Linked DNA regions of Mus musculus: region 1 is linked to region 2. A link is a contact called in ENCODE Hi-C or POLR2A ChIA-PET data. All regions are on one chromosome and are shown on one strand. Each heading gives the region's core, a stretch centred on a gene start or an enhancer-like site at or near the end of the contact. The rest is flanking DNA. Distances are from core to core; before and after follow the strand shown. Region 1 holds the start of Mapk8ip2 (mitogen-activated protein kinase 8 interacting protein 2). Region 2 holds the start of Shank3 (SH3 and multiple ankyrin repeat domains 3).

The links. A loop is a pair of places that touch in the nucleus more often than their neighbours do. ChIA-PET counts read pairs that join two places held with the same protein, here RNA polymerase II (POLR2A).
Region 1: a map of left cerebral cortex shows a loop between it and region 2 (6-fold over the local background). The contact joins the promoter of Mapk8ip2 here to the promoter of Shank3 in region 2. A Hi-C loop is called at or near these places in 5 of 37 maps with a recorded cell type or tissue (gastrocnemius, heart and left cerebral cortex). POLR2A ChIA-PET finds 5 or more read pairs at or near these places in 1 of 5 experiments (embryonic stem cell).

The regions. Positions count from the first base shown.
Region 1 is chr15:89,450,810-89,455,786 of GRCm38, forward strand. Mapk8ip2 (mitogen-activated protein kinase 8 interacting protein 2) reads left to right here and starts at 3,102. Exons shown (of 12, transcript NM_021921.3): 1 at 3,102-3,476; 2 at 4,375-4,480. The coding sequence starts at 3,412.
Region 2 is chr15:89,496,652-89,501,140 of GRCm38, forward strand. Shank3 (SH3 and multiple ankyrin repeat domains 3) reads left to right here and starts at 2,957. Exons shown (of 22, transcript NM_021423.4): 1 at 2,957-3,268; 2 at 3,564-3,767. The coding sequence starts at 2,981.

The DNA of each region.
Region 1 (4,977 bases), core at 1,852-4,351, 46 kb before region 2:
CACGGTGAACTGTAATCGGAAACCATGAAACCATGTGTTAAATAAAATCCCTTCTCCTTTAAATTGCTTTTGTTGGGAGGTTTGTCACAGCAATCGAGGTCAGACTTCTGTGTGGACAACTAGACTTGGGTATGGTCTAGCCTTTTTTTTTTTTTAACTGCATCTCCAAATCCAGATTTTCATCGGTGAAGACAGGGCCTGGGGTGAGTAAGGGGGCAGACCTTTGCAGGAAAGTTTTCCTGAGCTCACAAAGCTACTTAAAACGGACAGATTTGTTGTAATTGTGAGAGGTGGAGAATCTGAGTTGGACCTGAGCAGGAGCGTGACCCTTCCAGGTAAGGATCCAACAGCTATTCTCTGCGTAGCTCTTCCCCGGGCACCAGATGACTGGCAGACTGCAGAGACGGCAAAAGCCTACAGGTTCACCAGTGTGTGAACCCAAGCTCAAGAAAACCAAGAGATCATATCTTTTAAAAAAAATTACTAAATGCCTATGGTTTGGGAGGATAGCTTAGTCAGTGAAGTACTGAGTTTGATCCCCAGAACGCGTGCAGAAATGCCAGGTATGATGGCATATATGAGTCTTGTCCCAGGCTTGTGGAGGCAGAGGTAGGCGCACGTCTGGGACTCACTGGCCAGCTTAACTGGTGTGTACAGCTTTATCCACAGATGATAAACAGTTGAAAAGAAAATGAACTAAAATAAAAATCATCCAGAAAGACATAGATATGAAAAACATAAGCAAGAGGTTAAGAAGTCCTGGAGGCTAGAGACAAAAAACCCATCATGAGTTTAGTGGGAAAGAAGCTGGAAATAAAGAAGGGATGCAGCAGAGTCCATATTTTGCTGTTTGCGTTTTTTGAGGCAAGAGGTTCACTGTGTAGCTCAGGCTAGCCTGAAAACTTAGCTTTCCCCACCTCAGCATAGTAAGAGCTGGGATTACAGGCAATGCACCACCGTAGTTGGTTCTGAGACAGTATTTAAAGTGTGTATATATATAACGGGAAAGTGTGTATATATATGTTTTTTTGAGACAGGGTTTCTCTGTATAGCCCTGGCTGTCCTGGAACTCATTTTGTAGACCAGGCTAGCCTCGAACTCAGAAATCCGCCTGCCTCTGCCTCCCGGGTGCTGGGATTAAAGGCATGCGCCAACACGCACAGCGGGAAAGTATATTCTTAAGAGGTAATGTTTGTCAGATTCTTTTCACTAATGAAATAGAGATTCATGTAATTAAGACCAGTGAGCCTCAGGCAGAGAAGACATGTTAAATAAATCTACACGAAGATACACTGGATTGAAGCCTCAGAACACCAGCAATGGAGATGTTCTGCGTGCAGCTGAAGAAGACAGGGACTTGTCAGTGTTGCAGTAGCAATGGATGTTGAGGCAAGAGGGAACGTTAACATTAAAACAGTGAAGTTGGGAAACATTGAGCATGATAGATAAGAGGGCTCCAAGCCAATGCCAGCCGGTCAGGAGGCTCTCTCAAAGTCTGCTCCGGTAAGAAAGGTATGCGAGTCACTGCTACCCTCTCATACATCATTTCTCTCTCTCTCTCTCTCTCTGTGTGTGTGTGTGTGTGTGTGTGTGTGTGTGTTCACTCTGCAGCCCTGGCTGGCCTTGAACTCACTATGTAGTCTAAGCTTACAGAGAACCACTTGCTTCTGCTTTCTGCATGCCAGGATTAAAGACAGGAGCCACTATGCCCGACTGTGCATTTAGAAGGATAGATGTTAAGTGATTGTTAATAAATCACTGTGCCCGGGGTTTATGTGTGTCACAGGACCTTTATTCAGATGGAGAAACTGAGTTCTGGTGCATTGAATAATTGCCTCATGTTCGGAACGTTGGTGGCTAAATGAAGATGGGTAACCACTCTTAGATCTTAAGTCTGGAGAATCTGTGCTCTTGGAGCCAACGAGAAACCCCACAGGAGAAGTGGGAGGTAACCCCTCCCGGGGTTGTCTATGCTTTTGGAATCTGGGTGTGATCATTTGATAAGAGAGAGGCTTGTGTGGGGTTATAGTCTGAGATGAGTTCAGGGTTGTACAATTCCAGTGAATTCCGAGAAAGCCTGGAGAAGTCACACTCGTTGGCAATTCAGAAATTAAGAAACTGGTTGAGCAGGGTGTCTCACCTGACTATCTGAGTCCCTTCTGCTCTGTGATTTCCAGCCGTAACACTCTAGTGTCTCTTTCTTCCTTCAAAACTTAATTCCAGTGTGAGGCTCCCTACCCCTTCTTCTCTAGCTTGTCCATCACTACTTTGATCTTCTGCCTCACTTCACAATTGGCTCCATTTCTGCCCTGCCTCTCTACACAGAACTTCTTAGTAAGCCTATGCCTCAACTTGGAGGTTTTCCATACTCAAAACAGAGCCAAGAGCATAGGTGGCCCCAAGAAACAGCTGCTCAGTTGATGAACATAGCCTCAACTTCTAGTGTCCACCACTATCTCTGCCCAGGATCTTCAAGTCTGTACCACACAGAGAAAGTTCAATGTTGGCTTCTGAATGCTGGACTCTGATTCCAGACCTCTTCACATCCTTTGAGACAGAGTCACTGTCCCGGTTCCATTAGCACTGTCAGGATAATAGCTGGAGTCAGCAAATCTTAAGGAGAAGTTTCTTTTGACCTCATCAGCACCCAGTGGAGAACAGCTCCGACGAGCTCTGATCAGCACCCTCGGGTGGACAGCTCCCTCTGCCACCCGTTAGGAAGTCTAGCGGGTTAGTAGGTCTAGCGCGGGTTAGGAGGTCTGGGTGGGTTAGGAGGTCTGGTGGATTAGGAGGTCTGGTGGGTTAGGAGGTCTGGTGGGTTCCTGACCAACTCTGCTTTTCGAATTTGCCGGGGCATGAACGCTGTTCCTAAGTCCTCGCCCATCACCCCTCCACGAGCAGTCCACCTCCCAGGAGCACTGCACACCGCTGTAACCAGAGGCGCGCATTCCCGGGCCGCGTTGGTCCTGGCTCCTGGGTCTACCGCACCCATTTCCCCCGCACCTCTCTCGGCTCCTGCAGAAACCTTTGGTCTACCAGCGTGTCTCTGCTTCCACCTATCCCTTCTCGCCTATTCCACGCTAGGACCACGCAAGCCGCCCGCCAGCTCTCCCGACCAGAATCTCACCACCACCGCTACCACCACCACCTCGCATCCCGCATCCTTTCTCGGCTCGACCCCCATTCCTCCGCCCCCACCTCAGGCCCCGCCCTGCGCCACTCCCTCCCCTCACCCCTGCGGCGCGGCTTGCTGCCGCGGTGTCCTGGCAGGGCGCTGAGGTGTGTCGCCGACGGGTGTCGCAGGGCGTGTCACGAGGTGAGTGGGGAGACAGAGGCCGCGAGCCTGAGCACCAAGGGCGCGCGGTGCTCCTCACCCCTCCCCCTCGCTGCCGGCCGGCGGTTCCAGGGAAGATGGCGGATCGCGCGGAGATGTTTTCTCTCTCCACCTTTCACTCGCTGTCGCCTCCCGGCTGCAGGTACGCATTCGGCGGGTCTCATCTTCACGTAGGTCTCTTCGGCCTGCCACTCCACCCCATCGACTTCAACTACCCAGGCCAGGGCGCCTCCTTGGTTTGCAGGCCTCTGACTGATGCTCCCATCCCCCACCCTGGGCTCCGGGTCCTTCGGTGTTTGCTCCTTGTCGCGCAGACCCAATGGCAACCCCCCCCCTTTCCCACCCCCACACAGAGATACACATTCACTTTTCTTGTTGGGATACCGAACCGCACCCAGCCAGGACCGATGACCTAGCAAGGGTGCGGTCTCTCGATTGACCCTTTGAGGGATTTTAGGCAGGGTGTTCAGCACCTAGTCTGTTCCTGCCAGTGTCCTTTTGGCCTTGTTATGCCTCCTTCCATAAAGGCTAGGGCCTTGCCCCTAGCCCTCTTCCCTCCCAACCCCCCCTCCCCCCAGGACGGCAGAGAGTGAAATCAAGCTTGAAGCTCTGGGGGTGAGATGGGGAAGTTGGGATTGGAGGGGCTGGATGTTTGGATGTAGGCCTGTTTCTGTGTAGGAGTGGATGGGGAACAGCTGGACCCCTCCCTCTCCTGTTGTCGCAGCTCCCCCCCCTCCCCCCCCCCCCCCCCGTTGGTTCAAGGTATCTCCCCTGAGGCTGAAGCTGTGACCCACAGGGGCTGGGAGCTGAGCTGAAAAGGAGTGGGAGGGGTTTGTGGAGGGATGCCTCCTCTGGGCTCATTCCCTGTGGTGGAGGAGGGGACCCAGGGGAGAGCAGTGCCTGGGGTCAAAAAACGACACGGCTTTAGCATGGGAGCTGGGGGCCCTGGGAGCTGGACCTTTCCCACCAATGTCCTCAGGATCAGCTCTCAGGCCAGGAGCCTAGGTCAGGTGGCCTTCTGACCCTGGCCTCCTCTTCAGGCCTCCCCAGGACATAAGCCTGGAAGAATTTGATGATGAAGACCTGTCTGAGATCACGGACGACTGTGGCCTGGGCCTTAGCTACGACTCGGACCACTGTGAGAAGGTGGGGAAAGGGGCTGGGTGTGTAGGGTCTGAGTATGGAGGAGGTTCACACAGGCTCAGCCTCCCTAGCATGCTTGTGGGTTTAGGGAGTCTTGAGTTCAGCTGCTGTGCAAAAAATCCTCTGCTCTTGCTGATGGCCCCTTGGTGCCAGTCTTCTTTCCTAACACGCCGTAGGCCCTTCAGAGGCTCTTATTTGGCAGATCTACCCAGCATAGTGCCACAAGAGGAGGTGTGCCTGGGTGCTCCTTCTTTAGATCACTCCCCACAAAGCTCTAAACCCTCCATTTTCTCCCAAAACTCAACCTCTGTGGCCTCTCTAGCTCATCTCCCTTTAAAATCTTTCCCTTTCAGCCCTTCTGTCTATATGTTTCCATTTCTGCTTGTTTTGAGGAAATGCCATGTGTCAAGTGGGGGGGGGGGTGCTTTACAGGCATTGAGCAGAGCCAGATAGCAGCCCCACCCCACCAACTCTCAGTTTAGGGGGGGAAGGAGGGAGGG
Region 2 (4,489 bases), core at 1,707-4,206:
CAACCAGAGGGCCAGTGGGTACGAATGGAAGTATGAATCACAGGCCAGAGTAAACTTAGGGTGTGGATGTGCTGAGCATGGAGATTTGGGCATCTCCAGGGGATGCTTAAGTAGTGGACCCATGGAAGTGGCCTGGGGGCAGCTGCAGGAACAGGGGGCTGAGGACGACTGCTGTGTATTTGCTCCCAATCCCATCCACATGCCCTGCACTCGTTACAAATCTTTCTCCACCCCCAAGTCTTTTGAAGCTGTGTAACCGAAAGTGCACCAGGAGGAGGGGAAGAAGTGTGTGGCTAGCCAAAATAAGATCTTTCCAGAATTTTGGCCCTGGTGAAAGGAAGGAATAAGCAAACCACCCTGGCATTTGAAGGTAGGGCCAAGGCAGTGTCCTGTCACCTTCCCTGGGAGATAGGGGGTCAGATGGGCCTGAGGGAGGGCAGCTGGGGCTGCTCAAGTGGCTTGGGAGAGGTAAGGAGGAACCTGAAGTTATCCTCAACAAAATAATTGCTAAAACACCTCTATCCTATTAATTAGCTCTCCAGGAACCCATTGGGAAAGACACCCATGTGTTTCTGGGCATTGTTACTGTTGTTGTTTAGCAGGGAGCAGGCTGGGGCACTGTGAGATTCACTAAGAGTGGGCCAGGCACTGTGCAGGCCACAGGCTTGATGTCACCCTGGGAGTGTGAAGGCTAGTTGGGGCCAGAGATGGGGGTCAGTCTGCAGGTAGCTGGTTAAAAAAAATACTTTCTCCCCCCAAAGCTTGGCAACAAAGATCAAACATAATTAGATTCACTCAGCAAGGGAGGTCAGGGGAGGCTTAAGGGCTCCCACGAGGTCCAGTTTGGGATAGTAAGCCTGAAAGGGTAAGACCCAGGGCTCTGGGTCCATTCAGGTCAAGGACATGTCTACAGAGTGCCCAAGGCTGGCCAGCTGCCTGATTGAGGACATGGGATTCCTCCACTCCTGTCTTATCACTGGTGATCTCTAGCCATCATTTTCCACCAGCAGGCAGCTAGTTTAGGGGAAAGGGGAGCTGGAAATAAAAGATGGGTGGAGATTTTGATGGGAGGGACTGGGTTTAGCCAGAGGGAGTTGGGGCAGGGGTCAAGGCGGAGAGGAAAGAGGCAAGGGAGGAAGATGTTAGAGACTCCAGGGTCAGGAAGCAGAGTTTCCTCTCTGGGTTGGAACACAGGAAACCCAGCCCCGAGCTTCCCAAGGTGCTTCCTGGAGATAAGGGAGACTCTTTCCTCTCCTGCTCCTCTGACATCCTGCCCTAAGCCCTAGGGTACCCTAAGTTGCACCACTCAGGCACACCTTGGGAGGGGCTTGGAGGTCAGAGCCTACTGGGGCTTCACTTCCCCAAGCACGGAGGGGTCCACCCAGGCTTGAGGGTAGCAGGGAACAGACGTACAGAGGCACTGGAGACTCAGCTCTGCCGGGTAAGCGGGTTTTTTAAGGGAGGTTCTTTAGGGAGAAGGCTCTCCCTCAAGGGGTAGGGATGTGGGAGTGAGCCAGGTGGTCCATGGAGGACAATGCTGTGTGGTTGCGATTGGTCAGAGAGCCCTATATGGAGTCATGAAACATTTTGGGAAAGTGGAGGATCCGTGGGGGAGTGCAGGCTGTTCTGGGGGGGGGCAGTCTAAGCCAATCACTGTTCTGTGTGGGGTGAGGGCATTTCTGAGGTGACCCAGGTGGTCAGGGGGTGGGATCTGGGGAGGCTCTATCGTGTATAGGACCAGGGTAGTCCAGGGTTATTCCTGGGATGCGCAGGAATAGCCAGTTTTGTGGGCGATCCAGGGTTGCTCACGGAGAAGGTAGGAGAGGCTGTGGCTAAGGGGATGCTTTCTGCCACTGGCAGAGTTCCCGGCCAGGCTGCTCCACAAAAGCTGTCCAGTTTGTGCCGCCACCGATGAGTGGCTCTCTGGGGCCTTTAGGGGGTGAGGTGTAAGTCTAGGTATGCGGGAGAGTGCAGTGGAAGGCAGTAGACACTACCGAGTAGGGCAATTCATCCATTCAGGGGCTACACCTTTCTGGGCCTTGGGAGCTAGGCCCCCGTGCGTTGGGCACTTCCGAGGCAGCGCCGGGCTAAGGCTGGCACGCCACGCGGGCGGCGCCTGAGTTGGTTCACTCGCAGCGCTCCCCTCCCCGCCCACTCGTCACCCCCTCCCGCGTTGCCACGACAACGTGTGAAACTAAAATTCAGTTCCCCGCCGCAGGTGGAGACTAGTGGCGCCCCCTCCCCTAAGCCTTTCCTCGTAGGTCGCGCCCCCAGCCTGCTGTCGCTAAGGTGACGGGGAGGGGGCGACCAGCTGCAAGGTTGGGCTACCCAAGGTGCGGGAGGCCCGCAGAGTCCGGACAGACTCCCCAAACTCGGTTGTGGTGGGGGCCGAGAGGAACACCCTGGGCGCGGTTAGAAGGGTTGGTCTGGGGGGAGCTCCCGTGGACTGCAGCTCCGCCCTGCTCGCGCCTGGGGTTTGCAGCCCTCCGACTCCCACCCAGCACCGTGCTCGGGTGACCCCACCACCTCCTTGGGGTCTGGAGTGGGGTCGGCAGACTGGGGAGATTTCCACCCCGGGTCACCAATTTTCCTGCTTGTCTCTCCCTCTCAGTCGGCCTGTGGGTCCTCTTGCCCCGACGCGTTCCCCACCCAGCTCTAGAACCCTCCGTCACCCCAGTACGGTGGTCTGCGACGCTCGCCTGCAGCGGAAGCGCGGCGTGCCATCCCCCCGCTGTGTCAGCCACTCCCCCTCGACAGCCAACCCCCCCCCTCTTCGGCGCGGGCCCCCGGCCCCCGCCCTCTGCACCACACGCCCACGCCGCCCCGACCCCGCGGGGGACCCCAGTTTCCCGGCCCCGGGCTTCCCATCCCCGCCTCCGGCGCGGCCCCCTCCCCGCCTCCGCTCCGCTCCGGGCTCGGGCCCCCTCCCCCCGCCGCCCCCGCCCCCGGGGAAGGCAGGCGCCGCTCGAAGCCGGGGCCGATGCAGCTAAACCGTGCCGCCGTCGCCGCCGCCGCTGCGCCTGCGGAGCCCCCGGAGCCGCTGTCCCCCGCGCTGGCCCCGGCCCCGGCCCCCCCCGGCCCCCTCCCGCGTAGCGCGGTCGGCGGGGCTCTTGCGGGGGGTCAGGGGGGGCCAGGGCGCCGCGCGGAGTCCCCGTGCGCTCCTCTCTCCGCCGGGAACAGTCCGGGCCCGGGCGCTAGCACCGGGATGGACGGCCCCGGGGCCAGCGCCGTGGTCGTGCGCGTCGGCATCCCGGACCTGCAACAAACGGTGAGCCTTTGCGATCTCGCCGTACCCCTGTGTGGCCCGCTAGCGGTGACCCCCGCCGGGCGCGCCCTGCGCCAGGACCCCCGGCCGTGGCCACTCGCCCCTCCCCCGCCGCCTCCGCGGGACCCTCCCCATCGCCGGGGCGGGGCCCTGGAAGCCCAGCCCCGGGGCGGGGCCTCGGCCTCTGCGCGGTGGCGCGGGGTCCCTGCTCTCGCTCCCCAACTAGCCCTCCAAAGCGGGGCCCGGGGCGCGGGGCCCTGCGCCCGCAGGTCCGGGCTCACGACTCGCTCCGCTGCAGAAGTGCCTGCGTCTGGACCCAACCGCGCCCGTGTGGGCCGCCAAGCAGCGTGTGCTCTGCGCCCTCAATCATAGCCTTCAAGACGCGCTCAACTACGGGCTATTCCAGCCTCCCTCCCGGGGTCGCGCCGGCAAGTTCCTGGATGAAGAGCGGCTCTTACAGGACTACCCGCCTAACCTGGACACGCCCCTGCCCTATCTGGAGGTGCTGGGCCGACTGGGGTGGGGGTGGAATGGAGCGCTCAGGGTGTGATCTTTGAGCTCCGTGGCTGGAGCAGTAGAAGGGCAGGCCGGGAGGAGTTGGCGACAGGCGCGGTGGGGGGCTGTGTGCAGCCTGAGCAGTGTGCTGAGAGACCGAGGTGGGTACACCTCGAGTGCAGTGGGCAGGGTGAAGTGCAAGCTGCCTGTGTGGTAAGTGGTGTGTTGCAGCTTAAGCATGGAGAAACAGTGTGAGCGCCGTGTGTAGAGCGCTTGCAGCGAGCAATCTGGACAGCACACAATGAGCACATGCATGCCACACATGCACTGCACTCGGGGCGTGTGTGTGGTGCGAGCGGTTTAAGAGTGAGTGCGTTAGGGGTCATGTGGTGCGAACAGTGTCACTTGTGTGCACATTTGCCTCCTCTTGCCACTCACTCCCATGTCTTCTGAGGTTAGCCCAAAATAATATTAACACCATTTGTGACATATAAAGGTGATTTGAGTGCCATTCCATAGGGACGGAGACCTAGTCTCAATAGGAAGGGCTCGTCCTGTGTGTGTGTGTGTGTGTGTGTGTGTGTATACACCAAGGTCAAAGTTGGTCTGACCCTCATGGAATTTCCACCAGGAATTGGGTTATTTCTACTTGGAGTGGAAGTGTCTAGGAGAAGCTTAGTTTCAGATCTTGGGAGAGCAGTAGAGTTTTCCAGGTCCCAGTGGTGGAAA